3 separate regions of the Homo sapiens genome follow, and regions 1 and 3 are each linked to region 2. The links are chromatin contacts, found by Hi-C or POLR2A ChIA-PET in ENCODE. All regions are on one chromosome and are shown on one strand. Each heading gives the region's core, a stretch centred on a gene start or an enhancer-like site at or near the end of the contact. The rest is flanking DNA. Distances are from core to core; before and after follow the strand shown. Region 1 holds the start of MRPL22 (mitochondrial ribosomal protein L22). Region 2 holds the start of GRPEL2 (GrpE like 2, mitochondrial). Region 3 holds the start of MED7 (mediator complex subunit 7).

Region 1 (3,200 bases), core at 413-2,912, 5.6 Mb after region 2:
TATCAATCAGACGAATTCCTGGGAATTGCGGATATTGCTCGCCACAGTATCTTATCAGTTAATTGCATCTTGGATGTGCTGGGAGTCAGCTTGCACAAGTTAAGTTCTTGAGGAAGGGGCTGCCAGTGAAAGAGCCAAGATGGAGTCTGTCTGGCTCTCTTAGCTAAGCAAGAGTCAATTCAAGTGGAAACAAGGCTAGGTGATCAGAGGAAAAAGGGAGAGTCTAAAAACAGGGTTAGTAAAAACAAGGTTGGGCATTACAATATGGAGTCCGGGAGACAGGCTGGTGTGAGCTGTGATCGAGCCACTGCACTCAAGCCTGGGCAATAGAGTGAGACCCTGTCTCAAAAAAACAAAACAAACAAAAATATGAAAGTACGAATCTGGAATTAAAAAGGGAAAGAACAGTTTCTGCAACTGGGTGGAAATTCTGGCTCTGGGTTCTGGGTACTCAAAGATGAAGGAGAAGCAAATGGAGTGACTCTTGATTTGCTTGATTGAGGGCCAGCTGTGTGAAGGAAGCTGTATGTGGTAAATGGTGTGGAAGAAAGTTTCCTTTCAACTCAAAAATGCTAAAATGCTCAGATTCTGCACTACTCGTGTGTTGCTTGTTTGCATTGGGTATCTGACATTCCTGCATAGGTAGCAAACCGCAATCTGAACTACCTGTTATTCTAATACAGAGGGGTCAAATACATATATTTGAAGGCGTCTAGGGGCACAAATTTGGAGGCACCTAGTCGTAGATTGATCACTGGTTTGCCAGTTGTTAGTTGAGAGACTTTAACATATCCTAAATATGTTTCCTCATTTGAAGAAGGAAAATGATAATCCATGCCTTGTTGGATTGCTGTGAGGAATAAATGAGATTTAGTGAAATACCTGCCTGACATAAGGCAGTAAATGCCAGATGAATATAAACTCATTCTTGAAGGTCAACCAGATTAGTAGGGATTAGGACAGCATACATCATATTTGAACTATTTGCTCTTTAAAAGAGATTTTAGGCTAGGTTTCGTGGCTCATACCTCTAATCCTAGCACTTTGGGAGGCCGAGGAGGGCAGATTGCTTGAGCCCAGGAATTCGAGATCAGCCTGGGCAATTTGGGGAAACTCCTTATCTATAAAAAATACAAAAATTAGCCGGGCGTGGTGATGTGCGCCTGTAGTCACAGCTACTTGGGAGGCTGAGGTAAGAGGGTGGCTTGAGCCCGGGGTCGAGGCTGCAGTGAGACTAGGTCATTGCTACCACACTCCAGCCTAAGCGAGAGAGAGACCCTGTTTCAATAAAATGAAATAAAATAGCTTTCACACTATTTCAACTGATCTTTACAACAAGCTTGTGCCCTAAGGTTAGTCATTTCTGATAAGAAAACTGAGGACCACCGGATTAGGTGGCTTGTTCACGGATTCTGTTCCCCTACTCCTTTCTAGTTTGTGAGTTGGGACTTTAGTTTTTCTGAATCCAGGTGAATTTTCGGAAGCCCACGTGCTTTCGGCCTTTATTAATTAATTCATTCCCAAGCCAGGTTCGCCTGACCACACCTCGAGCGCCGGCCCAGTGCTTGCGATCTTCGTGACGGCACCTGGGGTGTAAGTACTGCTTGTGGGAGAGCCCCACAGGAAATCCAGAGTATTGCGCATGCGTGCTGTCCAGAAGGCGCTTGAACTCGGCGGCTTCCGTAGCGGGAGGGCGAAAGATGGCGGCGGCAGTACTGGGACAGTTGGGTAAGGATTTCTTAGTGGTTAAGCGACAGAAGGGAGTCGAGATGGAATCTGAGTTGACGGCTTGTGTTGATGTTGCAGGTGCGTTATGGATACATAACCTGAGGAGCCGGGGGAAGCTGGCCTTGGGGTGAGTCTCTCGCTTCGGAGTTTCGGAAGGGCCCAAGGCATCTTTAGTATTCTGCCAGTTGGTAACTGAGCGCCTCCGTGCCTAACTGTGTTTTAGGCTCTGGGGTTACTGAGGCGAATGAGACAGCCCGAGTCTCTGCTTTGTCACTCTATTTTTTCTCCACCTTATTGCATAAACTGTACAGGGATCAGGATTACCCATAACCCAAGGGCGATTGTAAATGCGATTTCCGAACGTCTACTGTGATCTTTCTGGACAAGGTTAGACTATTCCATCTCCATATGGAAGCGTCCAACTTTTCAAGTTACCTCTCTGATTACTTGCTTACATGGGCAGGGACCGTGTTGTGGACAACTCTGCTTTACGTCGTACCTGACATTGTGTTTAGCGGTTTATATGCTTTAACTCACTCTCATAACATTCTACGAGTAGGTTCTGCTATACCCGTTTTTCAGACAAGGAAATTGAAGTCCCCAAACGTAAAATAACTTGCCTAAGGCCACTCAGTTGTAGGAAATTTTGAAGCTTTATACCAGAGCATTCTGTAGCCTTAGGACAAAAGCATTCATTAAAGGTTAGGGTAAGTAGTCGCTGTATTTCTCCCCAAAATAAAAAATCGGTATTTGAAAATTGATAATCTGATTGTAAATTTTCTGGTCTGTCCATTTGTTAGCATTGATTTTGGTTTAGTTCATAGGCTTTGCAGACAGATGAGTTGTATATGAATCCATTTTTTAACTGTGATCTTGGAAAAGTTACTTATTCTTAATAAGCTTCAGTTATCACTTTTATGATATGAGCGTTATGTTAGTACCTATCTCTTAGGATTTAAAAAATTTTTTAATTTTTATTTATTTATTTTTTTAGATGAAGTGTTGCTATGTTGCCCATGCTGGTCTCAAACTTAAGGGCTGAAACAATTCTCTTGCCTCAGCCTCCTGAAGTACTGGGATTACAGGCACATGCCATCTATGTAGCTCTAGTAGATTTTAAAAAGGAAATTCAAACAAGATAATGCATATGAAGTATTTAGTATGTTTATGGCATGTGATAATCCCACTCTGAATTCTAGTTGCCATTAATGTTTTTATTATTATAAATTATTACTGAGTTCCCAATTATATTTAACCCTTTTCTAAGTTTTTGGGTCCGAGGGGGATAAAGAGGTGGGCTAAAGAAGAAAATAGGAAGTAGTAGCTCTTAGGATTTGTCTGTACTCTTCTTAGATAATCTTCTATCACTCTTCCCCCAACCATGCTGATTTACTTACTTTTTCTGAATATACTTTGCACTTACTTGCTTCTTGGCTTTTCCTACTATGCCCTCACATCTTGTCTATAACAGC
Region 2 (3,079 bases), core at 580-3,079:
GGAAGGTCTCTCTCTGTTCTTCCAGGACAGAATATAGCCCCATCTTGCCTGGGCTACTGCAACATATTGCCTTCCCTACCTCTTTTCTTACACCTTGCAATCTGCTTCACACAGCAGTCAAAGTGACTCTTTAAACATGAAAGCCTTTGTCACATGTTCCCTGTCAATCTAAAATAATTTAAAAGGTCAGAATCTAGTTTAAAGAGAGTTTATTCAAGCACAAAGGTTGAGGATGGCCTGCCCAGGAAGCACAGAATGGAAAAATATGTCTGTCTTAAAAAAGATGGAAGTCAGTGTTCCAAAGTGTGAAAGGTTGGGTTCAGTGAGGTTTAACAGAATTTCAACATCTTTCTATGCAAGGCTTAATGCACAGTTACAATGATCTGAGTAGTTAAGGTGGTCTTTTTCCTTCAAGAAAGGTACATTTAACATCACATCCTGCAGATGTAACTGTCATGGGGTCAGTTCAGTTCAGGGCACCATCTAGTCTGAGTTAGGTGCAGGACAATAAAGGAGGCTGTCTATTACAAACATCAGTAATTGAGAGGGAAGAAATCTGGTCTCTGCTCTTTCCTAGTCATTACAGAACAAGAACAATGAGGAAGAGAATTAAGCTATAATTCTAAGAAGCAGAACTACAAAACATGCTACATGGACTCAGACCACAGCCACATCTCTCTCAAAGCTTCAAGTATTTGGGAGGTTCCAACAGCTTTTAGGTTTTATTTATTTTCACATTCCATTGCAATCAGAATCAGACTAAATTGCATTCAGCAAAAAAGTTTTTTGAAGCCGGGGGCGGTGGCTCATGCCTGTAATCCCAGCACTTTGGAAGGCTGAGGAAGGCAGATCACCTGAGGTCAGGAGTTCAAGCCCAGCCTAACCAACATGGTGAAACCCTGTCTCTACTAAAAATACAAAAATTAGCCGGGTGTAGTGGGCGCCTGTAATCCCAGCTACTGAGGAGGCTGAGGCAGGAGAATCACTTGAACCTGGGAGGCAGAGGTTGCAGTGAGCCGAGATCGTGCCACTGCACTCCAGCCTGGGTGACAGAGTGAGACTCCATCTCAAAAAAAATAATTTTGAACACCTACATTAGGGCACTGCTCAATGGGAATGAATAGACAATATCTCTGCCTTAAAAGAGCTTATATTTTAGTGAGAGGAAATGAGAAAATACACACTATTTAAAAAAACAATTCAGTCGATAAGAAGGGCATTAGAGAAAAAGACTGGGAGGAGTGATGGGCAATGGTTCAGGCTGCGATGTTTTAAACCGCTCACGTGATCTAGCCCTTCCTAACCACCAGTCCTGTTGCCCTCCCGCCTCAGTATATTTCAGTCCCTTACATGCAATACTCTTCTCTCTTTATTAGGCTTCTGCAGATGTTTCCCTCTGCCTGAACCCTTTCTTCAGCTCAGCTCAAATACCCCCTTCCTCTGGGAAAACTTTCCACAAGGCTAGATTTCTATTCTAGGCTTCCGCGACACCTGCCCCTCACCTTCAAACACCGCTCATATTCTGACTTTACATCCCGCTTGTATCTGTTTATCGCTCATAATATCAAGTAAGCTCCATGCGGGCACAGCTATGATCTGCTTTCTTTGCTGCCGACCCTGCGCCCAGCACGGAGACTGTAGTTACTACTAGGACCTCGCCTACCCGCGGAACACACTGAGAGCCGGAAGTGTTGCCTTAGCTCCGGACGACCGGATGGGGAACGGCGCGGCCCATCGGGCAACCGGAAGCATAGCGTTCCTGTCCGGAAGTCCTGAGAGGGAAACGCCCGCAAAGGCTGGTTTTTAAGCGGGAGCATCTCTTCACTCGCAGCAAGTGCGCGTGCGCTGCCTCTCAGCCCAAATTGGAAACATGGCCGTACGGTCGCTGTGGGCGGGCCGGCTGCGGGTGCAGCGCCTACTGGCCTGGAGTGCCGCGTGGGAGAGCAAGTAAGCATTGCAGGCGGGGAGTCGGGAGCGTGAGGACTCTGAGGGGCTAGCGAGCCAGCCGGGGTGGTTGTGGGCTGGAAGGCGAGAGCTATCTGAGCGTAGGCCAGGGGACCAAGCTTCTCGGCCTCTACGACCGTGCACTCACGGCCCCATTTTACAGACGGGGAAACTGAGGCCATCAGCCGTGCCTCTTTCTTAGGCCGAGGAAGGTAAGGAGATCCGAGGTCATGCATGGCCTGGAAGGTGAGAAGTCTCTTAAGCCCCCAAGGGAGGGATGTACCACTCTCCCGGCCTCTTCTCCCAGCCTGTGGTACCTGTGGGTAAATTTGGGTTCTCTCCCCTCACTCCGTGTGACCTAAGGCCAGTCCTTTCTCCGTTATCCGGGCACTGTTGTACCTGTCAGTAAAAGGAGGCCGCTGAACTTGTTTCTCCAAACGGCCATTGCATCAGCCTTCGGAAGACAAGTTCCATCGGCAGCTTTTATTGGTCGCTTACGAGGCCGACTGCAGAATTATGGGTGGTTCTTTTTATTATTACCCATTTAGTAGTTAAGGAAAGTGAGGTTTAGAAAAGTTGAGTAACTTCCAAACTTAAATATTTGGGAAGTGGTGGAACCCGGGCTGGAAACCAGTCAGGGCGTTGGAATCGGCGCTCTTATTTAATGAGCGATGTTAATTAATTTTCTCAGAGACTGTTGCCCCTACACTGTTTCTTCCTGGGATAGAGAATAAAAATAGTTGAGTACGAGGTAGGGTTGGACCTCTGAATAGTAAAGTAAGCTACGGGAGAATCTGGTAAATGTGCTTAACTACATATGTCACCCTTTTTACCTTAACACACCTGACCCAACATCCTACCCTAGCACCTAAGTGAGAGGTTGCATTCAGGGTTTCGGGACTTGGTTTTGCTTACCGTTCTCAAGTCTTTTTGGCAGCTTGTTGGTGATGTAAGGAAATGACCAGAAGAAAAATGGTTCCTTCTGGTAAGCTGTCTCCCTACTCCAGTTCTGAAGCAGTAGGAATTGAGATTGGCCACAACTCCCCAACCCTATTTCTTGGTCTAAGCTTTGGCCATTTTCCCTTTGAACTGGCCCTGAGAATTTTTTTTTTTTTTTTTTTTTTTTTTTTTTTTT
Region 3 (3,419 bases), core at 266-2,765, 7.8 Mb after region 2:
GATTACAGGCGTGAGCCACCGTGCCCGGCAGAAAATACAATTTTTGACAGCTCACGTTTCATCCCACTCAAACCTTTTTAGGTGAGGAGTGCTGCTCTGTACTTTCCTACACGATGTGCATTCCTGTATTGCGGCTGCCATTTTCCTAAGGCCAACTACATGACAGGTACCATTTTTTATGGCCTCTGTAACATAATCTTCATTAACAATTCTATGAATTAAGGTTTTTGGGGTTTTTGTTGTTAGTTTTGTTTTTTGAGACAAGGGCTCAATCTGTCTCCCAGGCTGGAGTGCAGTGGTACCATCAGGGCTCACTGCAACCTCTGCCTCCCGGGTTCAAGGGATTCTCCTGCCTGAGCCTCCTGAGTAGCTGGGGACTACAGGTGCGCACCACCACGCCCAGCTAATTTTTGTATTTCTCGGTAAAGACAGGTTTTCACCATGTTGGCCAGGCTGGTCTGGAACTCCTGACCTCAAGTGATCCGCCCACCTCGGCCTCCCAAAGTGCTGGGATTACAGGCGTGAGCCACCACACGGTCCCACGAATTAAGTTCTATTATCAATTTCATTTTAGAAGTGAGGATCCGAAGTCTCAATGAGGGGAAGTGTTGCCCCAGATCAAAAGGTTAATAAATGGCACAACAGGAATTCTTATCCCAGGTCCCTTTAGCTCCAAAGGGCAAGCTCTCTTATATCCCTAAGCCGAGAAGCATCTAACTGTACAATAAGGACTGGCATATCACAAAAATTATATTTCTTTCTCTACTGTCTCTCTAGATGGAACTTTTCAAAGGTGATGGAGGTCTTATTTTTAATAAAAGCAGAGCCAAGCATCAGAGCTGGTTCTTAACTCAAGATCCAACATCTAGTGTTTGTTCTACTGGGGGAGAAGGAGCTTCACCAGAAGACGACAGACATTCCAGGGTCCCAGCCCCAGAGATTTGATTCATTCTGTCTACTGTGAATGGGCCCTAGAATGTCGCTTTTAAAACCTCTCCAGATGGACCTGACGATTAGGCTTGGGATCTACCGCCCTCGCCTGCCCCCATACCTCAGCTGTTTCATAACTGCTCCCAGAAGAAGGAAGGGCAGGGAGGGCTACTCTCATGTTACAAAGAGCCGGAGAGGGCAAATGACTCGCCCAAGGCCACACAGCTTAGAAAAACAGCGGCGCGGGGACTAGACGCCAGGTCTCCCAACCTCCACTCCGGCTCGGCGTCCCAACACGGAGGAAGCCCCGAGACTGCCACGCTTAGAGCCCCCTCCTCCAGGCTGTCCACCCCGAGGCCTCCGCGCTCTCGGAGAGACCGCACTCTCGGAGAGACTCGGGAGAGAAAGACGAAAGACCGCCTTTGGAGGCCGAACTCAGCCATGCCTCCCCAGTTCCCAGCCCAGCACAGAGGAAGCTGCGGGGTCCGGAAGAAAAAAACGCACACAGGCGGCGGCCCCAAACCGTTGCCGCCCACTTACCTCAGCTCTGGCTTTACACTGGTAGCCGCCTTCCCCTCTGCAGCCGAAACCAACTTCCGGTCTCCTCCGGGAAGAAGCCACCGACTCTGTCCTTGATTGGCTGTAAGAGCTGTCCTTTAACGAAATTCTAGCTCCGCCTCAGACCGATCCCTCGCTGTTGCGCCTACGTATGTTTGACTCCTCCCATCCACCCGTTACTGACTTTTAAAAGTCGTAGCTGAGGGTTCCGTTTCTTCGTTTCTTTTTGAATTAAGGCATAAAATTGAACAAGACACCTTATTGCTTTATTTTTTATAGACCCCTTATTGACCAGAAACAATCTTATGTTTTAATGTTTAACATGCTCTTGTAAGACTTAACGTGAATTTAGAAATTTATGACACGAAAATAACCTCCAAAAGAAACGCTTGCTATTGCGCCTGCGTATATTCCACCCCCTTCCCCATTACCACTCTTTTACTGACTTAGTCGCTGCTGGTAGTTCCATTCCTTTTGTCCTTTTTTAATTTAACGCATACAATTAAGACGTCTTACATACAAATTCGAAAATATAGACATGCAGGGTTTTTTTGTTGTTTTTTTCTTTGAGACGGAGTCTTTCTCTTTCGCCCAGGCTGGACTGCAGTGGCGCGATTTCGGCTCGCTGCAACTTCAGTCTCCGGGATTCAAGCGATTCTCGTGCCTCAGCCTCCCGAATAGTTGGGGTTTCACCTATTTTTTTTTCTTTTTTTTGTATTTTTGGTAGAGACAGGGTTTCACCGTGTTGGCGAGGCTCATCTCGAGCTCTTGATATGAAGTGATCCGCCCGCCTCGGCCACCCAAAGTGCTGGGATTGTAGGCGTGAACCACCACTTCCGGACTCCCCCATTTTAAATCCCTCGCACGTATCAATTTATTTCCTGAAGAAATCCATCTACGTTGAGCATAACCCAATCCAGCTTTTCTCCTCACCGCTGACCCCAATGTATCCTGCACCAGTGACTTCCAATGGTCGTTCCCAGTCCTCATTTTACTCCATCTGTCAGCAGCATTTGGCACATTTGATTAATGGATTGCCCCAGGACTCAGTTCTCCAACCACTTCTCAGTCAGATATCAGCTGGATGATTACATGCAGGCCCTGGAACACCGTTTCCTCTGCACTTCAGACCCTCATATCCAGTGGTGACAGACATCTTTCCCCAGTTGCACTTTACTCAATTGCAAATGTTCAATCGAAGGAATCACCTTTTTCTCCTTTCTCACATACCCCACCGAAACTACCATACCAGCCTTTTGCATTAGATCTATTTAAAAATAAGTAAATAAAGTTCCAAATATGACTGACCACCGTTCCCACTGCTATGGTCCTATGCCATGCCACCATTATCTCTCACCTGGACTTCTTTGATTTTTTGTCCTCCCTTAGTCTATTTACCACACCTTCTTAAAATATAAGACCGGTCTTATCACTCCTCTATTCAAAATCCTCCAAGGCTTTCTATGACTTTTAGAATAAAATCTGACATCCTTCCCCTGGCCTATATCACAGGCCCTACAAAATTGCCAAGTACATCCCGGCCTTGGGGCCAATGCATTTGCCTGGAACTCTTTGCACAGATATTGACACGTCTCATTTCCTTCTTTCCTTTTTTTTTTTTTTTTTTTTTTTTTTTTTTTTGAGACGAAGTCTTGCTCTGTCACCCAGGCTGGAGTGCAGTGGCCCAATCTCGGCTCACTGCAAGCTCCACCTCCCAGGTTCACGCCATTCTCCTGCCTCAGCCTCCCCAGCAGCTGGGACTAGAGGCACACGCCATCACGCCCAGCTAATTTTTTTGTATTTTTAGTAGAGACGGGGTTTCACCGTGTTAGCCAGGATGGTCTGAATCTCCTGACCTCGTGATCCGCCCGCCTCGGCCTCCCAAAGTGCTGGGATTATAGGCGTGAGCCACCGCGCCCGGCTTCATTTCC

What was found. A loop is a pair of places that touch in the nucleus more often than their neighbours do. ChIA-PET counts read pairs that join two places held with the same protein, here RNA polymerase II (POLR2A). Pooled maps may share reads with other maps.
Region 1: a pooled map shows a loop between it and region 2 (17-fold over the local background). The contact joins the promoter of MRPL22 here to the promoter of GRPEL2 in region 2. A Hi-C loop is called at or near these places in 7 of 50 pooled maps.
Region 3: a map of CD4-positive, alpha-beta memory T cell shows a loop between it and region 2 (33-fold over the local background). The contact joins the promoter of MED7 here to the promoter of GRPEL2 in region 2. A Hi-C loop is called at or near these places in 1 of 168 maps with a recorded cell type or tissue (CD4-positive, alpha-beta memory T cell) and 6 of 50 pooled maps. POLR2A ChIA-PET finds 5 or more read pairs at or near these places in 1 of 52 experiments (activated CD4-positive, alpha-beta T cell).

What each region holds. Positions count from the first base shown.
Region 1 is chr5:154,939,411-154,942,610 of GRCh38, forward strand. MRPL22 (mitochondrial ribosomal protein L22) reads left to right here and starts at 1,663. Exons shown (of 7, transcript NM_014180.4): 1 at 1,663-1,728; 2 at 1,807-1,855. The coding sequence starts at 1,701. RefSeq lists an enhancer at 1,603-1,762.
Region 2 is chr5:149,343,670-149,346,748 of GRCh38, forward strand. GRPEL2 (GrpE like 2, mitochondrial) reads left to right here and starts at 1,830. Exons shown (of 4, transcript NM_152407.4): 1 at 1,830-1,947. The coding sequence starts at 1,871. RefSeq lists enhancers at 1,513-2,138, 2,139-2,762.
Region 3 is chr5:157,141,350-157,144,768 of GRCh38, forward strand. MED7 (mediator complex subunit 7) reads right to left here and starts at 1,516. Exons shown (of 2, transcript NM_004270.5): 1 at 1,471-1,516. RefSeq lists enhancers at 1,184-1,233, 2,044-2,143.